Regions from separate parts of the Homo sapiens genome. Here region 1 is linked to region 2. A link is an interaction called in ENCODE POLR2A ChIA-PET data of the cell type or tissue named here. Cell type or tissue: OCI-LY7. All regions are shown on one strand.

Region 1 (4,000 bases), 1.1 Mb after region 2:
TGCCGGCTCCGCCCCCCGGGTTCACGCCATTCTCCTGCCTCAGCCTCCCGAGTAGCTGGGACCGCAGGTGCCCGCCACCTCGCCTGGCTAATTTTTTGTATTTTTAGTAGAGACGGGGTTTTGCCGTGTTAGCCAGGATGGTCTCGATCTCCTGACCTCATGATCCGCCCGCCTCGGCCTCCCAAAGTGCTGGGATTACAGGCGTAAGCCACCACGCCCGGCCAGTATTTTTTGTTATTTTAGAAGGTATTCCTACTTATGAAAAAAACTTAACTGTAAAACAGCCTCAGGCCGGTCCTTCAGAAAATATTCCAGAAGTGGGTATTGTTATCATAGGAGATAACAGCTTCATGGGTGTTATTGCCCCGAGGAACTTCCAGTAGGACAAGATGTGGAGGGGAAGACAGTGATATTGATGCTGCTGACCCTGTATCCTGTGTAGGCCAAGGCTAATATGTGTGCTTGTGTCTTAGTGTTTAATAAAAAAGTTTAAAAAGGAAAACATTTTAAATAGAAAAATGGTTACATAATAAGGATATAAAGAAAATATCTTTGTACAGCTATACAATGTATTTATGTTTTAAGCTGTGTTATTACAAAACAGTCAAAAAGTTTAAAAAATTTAAAAGCTTACAAAGTAAAAAAGTTACAATAAGCTAAGGCTAATTTACTATTGAAGAAAGAAACATATTTCTTTTTTGTAGAGATGGGTTCTCAGTTTGTTGCCCAGGCTAGTCTTGAATTCCTGGACTCATGCAATCCTCCCACCTTGGCCTCTCAGAGTGCTGGGATTACAGGTGTGAGCCACTGAAACTGGCTAGAAAAATTTTTCTTTGTAAATGTGGTGCAGCCTAAGTGTGCAGTATTTATAAAGCCTGCAATAGTGTACAATAATGCCCTAGGCCTTCACATTCACTCACCACACTCACTGACTCACCCAGAGCAACTTCCAGTCCTGCAAGCTCCATTCATGGTAAGTGCCCTATTGAGGTGTACCATTTTTCATCATTTCTGCTGCATTTTTATTGTGCCTTTCCTAGGTTCAGATACACAAATGCTCACCATTATGTTACAATTATCTAGAGTATTCAGTATAATAACATGCTGTAGCCTAGGAGCAACAGGCTATATACCGGGGGTCCCCAGCCCCAAGGCCGTGCACTTGTACCCATCTGTGGCCTGTTAGGAACTGGGCTGAACAGCAGGAGGTGAGCGGCAGTCAAGCAAGCATTACTGCCTGAGCTCCGCCTCCTGTCAGATCAGCGGCAGCATTAGATTCTCATAGGAGCGCAAACCCTATTGTGAACTGTGCATGTGAGGGATCTAGGTTGTGCGCTCCTTATGAGACTCTAACTAATGTCTGATGATCTGACATGGAACAGTTTCATCCCAAAACTGCCCCACCCACCCCAGTCTGGTCCATGAAAAAATAGTCTTCCATGAAACTGGTCCTTGGTGACAAAAAAGCTGGGGGCCACTGGGCTATCCCATCTAGCCTAGGTGTGTAGTAGGCTGTACCGTCTAGGTTTGTGTAAGTATACCCTATGATATTTGTACAATGACCAATCACCTAACAATGCATTTCTCAGCATGTATCCCTGTCATTACACAATGCATGACTGTATTTGCTCTTAGTGCCTCCCCGTGAAATCAAAGCTCCATCAAAGACAGAGATTTCTTGCATTTGCTTTACTGTTACATCTCCAACACCTAGAATAGTCTCTGGCACATAGAAGGTGATCAATAAGTCCTTATTTTGCAAAGGAATTATAATTTTGTGCTTGAAGGAGCTCTTTTTCAGAACACATTACAGAGGGGTGAGGAGTGTTTCTGGGTCCTAAATGACCACCACTGCTGGCTGTACAGCTTGGATGCATCCGTGCATCACAGTGACCTAGTGAATGGCAGGAAGGGCCATGAAGATTAATAAAGATTTGGACTCAGGGCAAATATTTACTTAGTAGCAATAACTCAAAGAATTACTGTTGAATAAATAAGCCAACTAAGCAGCCAATCACGTACTATGCGGATGCACACAAATGAAACCCTCACTTCAACCTGAAGACATTCGCACATGAGTTACGTAGAGGGACCTGCAGGAAGCGGTAGAGAAAACATAAGGCTTATGCGTTTAATTTCCACACCAATTTCAGGATCTTTGTCACTGACAGCAGCACTAAGACTTGTTAACTTTATATAGTTAAGAAGAACAAGGCTGAGCGCGATGACTCACGCCTGTAAGCCTAGAACTTTGGGAGGCCAAAGCAGGCAGACTGCTTGAGCCCAGGAGTTCCAGACCAGCCTGGGCAACATGGCAACACCCCATCTCTACAAAAAAATACAAGAATCAGCTGGGCGTGGTGATGTGTACCTGTAATCTCAGCTACTCGGGAGGCTGAGGCAGGAGGATCACTTGAACCCAGGAGGTTGAGGCTACAGTGAACCGTGACTGCGCCACTGCACTCCAGCCTGGGCAACAGACTCAACAGAGTGAGATCCTGTCTCAAAAACAAAAAACAAAACAACAACAACAACAAAAACACAAAAAACAGAGTGCTGCAATTAATCGAATCATGAGGAATAAGCAAAAGGATGGAAAACATGCCCTAAGGTCATCGAATTGGCTACGTTATAGTGGGTGGCAAGTGGCTTTTTTGATGCTCCACAGAATCAAGAAATGGTTAATACAACACTGAATGAGGTAGCTCAAAGAGAAGAATGTTAAGGAAAGAAGGGAGTGGGGGAGGCAGGAAGGGGAAGAAGGCAGTTAGCTATTATGATAGTATAATTTGTTAGCTGATATTTAATTAGTATATAATAATGTCTAATTAATATATATTTGATAAAATAATTTGATATTTATTTTATTCTGAAACCAATTTCTTAACAGAGATTGCCTTGAGATGACATTCAGATCTAATGATTTAACATTTTTCTAATATACTTCAACTTGGTTCTACTTATTTAAGAAAAGGAAAAATACAAGTTCCCCATAAATATCTCTAATGATATATTCCAAGGATTTCAAAATACTTTTACCCGAGAACAAGATTAACCTGAATTTTTATTTTTATTTTTTGAGAAAGGGTCTCACCCAGTTGCCCAGGCTGGAGTGCAGTGGTGCAAACACGTCTCACTGTAGCCTTGACTTCCCGGGCTTAAGCAATCCTCCCACCTTAGCCTCCCGAGTAGGTGGCACTACAGGTGCGCTACCACACCCAGCTAGTTTTTGTTCTATTTTCTGTAGAGACAAGGTCTTGCTACATTGCCCAGGCTGGTCTTGAATTCCTGAGTTCAAGTGATCTGGCCACCGTGGCCTCCCAAAGTGCTGGGATTACAGGTGTGAGCCACCACGCCCAATCAAACCTGGATTTTTAAAAATCACAAAAGTAACAAAAATTTTATAGCAGCAAAGAAAGTTAAGATTTGAAAGTGGCTGGTGCTTTTGTAAGAGACCAAATATAGGAAAGCCATGAGGGCAGACACTGTAACTTGGAGAGGGTTGGGAGGGACCCCAGAAAATAGCTCTCCTCCCACAAACACCAGGCAGGTCCTCCCCACTGTCTACCTCCTCCCTTTCACAAAAAGAAGGACGCTGTGGGTCCCAAGGAGACCTGTCAAGGGTCCCACAGTCAACTTCTCATTCCTGGTCTAGTGATGCCAGTGCCAGCAAATCACACTAAGGTAATTATTACGGAAACATTTGTGTTTACTGGGATGTCATGACATATCACATCATATAAAGGATGACTTTTATATATATTCCCTTATACACGACCATTTTCTTCGCACTCATTTTCAGCAGGATAGGAGCCTGTTTTCTAGGGGGTGATTTGTCGACCCTCTCACACACATCTGGGAGAGGGCTGCTTGGCCATCGGGGTCCGTGGCAATGGTACAGAGGAGTAGAAACTAATGCAGAGGCTAACTTCCCTCAGAGTTGAGTGTCATGGTAAGCAAAGAGCTATGTGAGAATTTAGAAATTATTTTTCCATTCTCC
Region 2 (4,000 bases):
AACAGGATGAAACCAGGCATCTCTGTGTTTTAAAGCTCTGTTCCAATGGCCAACCGTCTTAGTCCATTTTGTATTGCTATTAACAGAAGACCTAAGGCAGGGTAATTGAGAAAGAAAAGAGGTTTATTTGACTCACAATTCTGGTGGCTAAAAAATCCAAGATTGTGCAGCTGCATCTGGTGAGGGCTTCATGCTGCTTCCACTCACAGCAGAGGGCAGAGGGCTGGGGGAGCAGGTGTGTGCAAAGGCAGAGGAAGCAAGAGAGGGAAACTGAGGAAGCCAGATTCTTTCAAACAACCTACTCTCTTGAGAACGATTTCATTCCTGGAGTGAGGGAGCCAAAACTCATTGACTCCAGCAGGAAAGCATTAACATATTCATGAAGGATCCTCCCCTATGACCCAAACACCTCTCACTAGGCTCCATCTCCCAATACTGCCACACTGGAAATTCAGTTTCAGCTAAGTTTTGGCAGGGACAACCCACATCCAAACTGTAGCACCAGCTAAAACTGAAAAACCACTATCATGTAGGGAGAAACATCAATATCAATTTTCACTGCAAACCTTAGCTTTTTTCATGTAACCTTGTTAGTAGCAGCACTGTAAGTTATGACATCCACAGAAAAAAATATGATGTAATCCAGCACCATCAAAAAGGAATGGGGAGGATGGAGATGGACACACTGACTGTGCAGAACGACGCTATTGCTGTGGTGCCACATTCACAGGCCTATGAACGGACTGAATTCAGAAACAAAACACAAAACACTCTCCTTTTCAATAAGCCTAGCAGTTTGCAGTGATGAGTACAAAAGCTGGGAAAAGGTTTTATGCTCATTCACAATTGGGGCTAAGCTGGTGGAATCATATCTCTCCTAAATGTGGCTAGAGGCAATTAAAAACAAGAGGAAGATTTAAAGCTTGATGCCTCCTAGATGTTAATTGGAAGGGAGAGAGGGAGTCCATGCAAATACAGCCACCTGCCTGGAAGACATGTATTTAGAGAAAGGATTTATGCAAAGCATCTGATTGTCTTTTGCTGTGGATACCCACCGAGTCTCCGAAGCAAGAAACTGGTGAGCTTTGGGTGGGCAGCCCAGAGTTTGGGCACAGTACATTGTGTAGGAAGCAACTGTTTGGGGTGGAAGCCACAGATCTGGAGTCAGAAGAGACCAATTTGAGACACTGCTGTGCCATTTACCCTCTTTGTAACCACAGGGCAAGTTACCCAGCCTCTGAGTCTCTGTCTCCTCAATTTTGTAACTAATAACATATGCCTAAAAGGATTGTCGTGAGGGTCATTTGTAAAGCCCAGGATAAAGCCTGGTCAGTATTATTACCATGTGCTTTACAGCAGTAATCACTCTGAAACTCCAATTTTCCTTTCACACAATGAGGGTCAGACCCACCTGAATTAGCTAATTTATGGGACTATTATGTTAACGGAGATGTACTGTTTTTGGAAAAACCTTTAGAGACACTAGATCTTGTCAAATTATTCAATAAAGATCCTTTGTGATTGGATCAAAATCATCAACTAAGCACAAGCTCCAGACACCCTTTCCTTCCTTAAACCCTAAAAATAACAGATTTAAGAATTTTTTTTAACAAATCTGAGAAACAAGAAGTGATGTCCGAGGTGGATCAGAAATTCTGTAGAGTCCCTGAAATAATTGGAAATTTTAAAATTAAATTGGACTTAAGGAGAAAAGCGAAGGCTGAAATACACATAGGAAGGCATCTGTCTGTAATGTAGGAGCAGCCTTGGAGGTGTTCCAAGTTTGGACCCAGCAGATATGGGGAGCAGACTGGGGCCCTTGCATGGCTGGCTGTGGAACACAGTGTAAGCAGCCAGGCAAACCAGTGTTAAAAGAAAAGAAACCTTAGACAAATCAAATTTAACACAGTTCAATTAAGCAAAGAATGATTTGTGAATCAGGCATAGCCAGGAACCAGAACAGGTTCAGGAGGCTCCAGCACAGCCACATGGACAGAAAAAGGGAAATGAGGTACAGAAAATGGAAGTGAGAAACAGAAACAGCTAGATTGGCTGTAGTGTGGAGCTTGACTTTTTTGAACCCAGTTTGAACAGTTGGCTGACTTTGGCCAAAACATGATGATTGTTTTGAAAGCTTACAGTCTGTTTACACATCTGATTAGGTTACAGTTCACTATGTACAGAGAAACCAAAAAGGCACTCTTAGGCTGGACTGAATTTAACAATTCTCACCTTTTGGTCATCCTCTCAATTTTGGGAGATAGACCAAAACTTTAGGCATTGATATCACTCTGTCACCATGATAAATGTACTTATTTTGTCTCAAATCCCACTGGGAAATAGCAGAACAGTAGGTTTTGTGAGGTGGAAATAAGGACTTTGGTTTACTGTTTTTTAGAGGGCAAGAGTAGAGGGGAACTCCTTGTGTTGGAATATCCTGTTTATAGGAGAAAACAAAACCTGGTTTGTTTTAGGATTTATCTCTTTCCCTAAAGTTTTAGTTTGATTATGTTACATTTAGCATGAGTGACTCCATTTTGGTTTGGTCTGGTCTGTCGGGGCCTAGTACACATGCTCAGTCCAAAACAATGACCTTCCAAAATTTTGTTTAAAAAGCGCCCCCTTTTGGTCAGGTTCTCATTTAGGCAACTGTGTGATCAAAACTTAGGGCCTTAGCACCACTCTCATTTACCATCATTTTGGGTTTCTAGTCTTAGCATGTCATTTATAGGTTATGATGTCCTCGTGGTCACACAAGTCCTTGAGTTTTTGTCACTCCAGTCAATGAAAGACTATTTGACATTCTAGAGACGGCTGCATGCAAACATTTAAAACATTTGAGAGAATACAGTGTACCAGGGAAACTACCATTATGTTTATCAGAAGGGCGATGCCAGGAGTTTGGAGTCTGCTCCTTAGCCAGGATCCCCGTGAACCAAACCAACTAAAATCAAATAGATCAAAGAATGAGCTAGATAAAGAGTCTACTTGTTTTAAACAAACCTCTTGTTCTGTTTATTAATTTTTTACAACTGAATCTCTGTGATACTCAATGTATTCCTTTATGTGCAACTAGAAGTGTCAGGAACTGCACAGATACTTCTCTGTTTAGCCAGTAAATAATTTAGAACAAGTCTATTATTTAGCAAAACTTTCACAAAAGAATTTAAAGTCTGTTGTGTAATCATAGCCTTTGCAGTAGAATTTGCTATAGAGCCTATTATGAGGGATATATTTCTAACCATTGCTTCATTTATTCCAAACCATGGAAAAAGCAACCTAACAAATGATGCCCATCTAGAATACTGAAGGTCTCCTGCCAATGTTCCCTTTAACCTATGCTGGCAATGTTCTCTTTAACCTATGATGTAAGTTAAAAAGAGTGGGCCAATATTCTGTTTCTGATCAACTATGAAGCAACAAATGTACAACTAAAATTTTTCACCTAAAGTGGCCTTTCTTCCTCCATCAAGGCGTAAGTTTGTTCATGTATAAGGTTAGCTGAGAAATCCTCCACGAATAAAAGTATACCTCATGAATGCACACAAAAGACCCCTTTTCAGTTCATTGTTCATAGAGGCATAAGCAAGGAGAACAATGAGAGATAAGAGTCTTATGATAGCAGAAAAATTTTGATCTGTGATCTTGGAGAAAAGCTGTCCATGTCTGGATGCCACCTGTTTCTGGGGAGAAACTTCCCTGGCTAGCTTTATCTTAAGGTCTCCAAAGTGTGTACAGTTTCAAGAGTTTGGAGTGGCCCTTCTGAGTGAGATTATGAACTCAATGTTCCAGGCCCCAAAGTTTTCCTGCAGTGTGAGTGGCAAGGGCAGTGTTTGATGTTCTCAGAAGACCCAGTCTCCAGGTTCTAGACTGTGAAAGGGTTGATTGTATGGACAGTCAGTGGAGCATGAAAAGCTTTCTTTACCTGAAGAAAATACACTTTGGCATAACGCATTAAAACCTCGCAGCATTTAGTCATATCAGAGTCCAGTAGCAGAAG

Evidence for each region. Peaks named below come from ENCODE experiments on the same cell type or tissue, not always from the same donor. Only the 100,000 strongest peaks of a DNase experiment are listed, where the experiment ranks them.
Region 1: POLR2A ChIA-PET joins it to region 2 with 5 read pairs; 2 of 35 experiments call an interaction of 5 or more read pairs at or near these places.

What each region holds. Positions count from the first base shown.
Region 1 is chr6:138,467,229-138,471,228 of GRCh38, forward strand. The region is part of intron 3 of NHSL1 (NHS like 1); the gene reads right to left. Among named protein-coding and RNA genes, the nearest start is that of NHSL1, 30 kb to the right of the region's middle. In OCI-LY7, no CTCF peak of the experiment used is centred here; no DNase peak of the experiment used is centred here.
Region 2 is chr6:137,368,950-137,372,949 of GRCh38, forward strand. No RefSeq gene overlaps it. Among named protein-coding and RNA genes, the nearest start is that of OLIG3, 120 kb to the right of the region's middle. RefSeq lists an enhancer at 1,988-2,157. In OCI-LY7, CTCF peaks have their summits at 2,635 (motif pointing left) and 2,841; DNase peaks (open chromatin) are centred at 2,032 and 2,622; H3K27ac peaks cover 654 bases.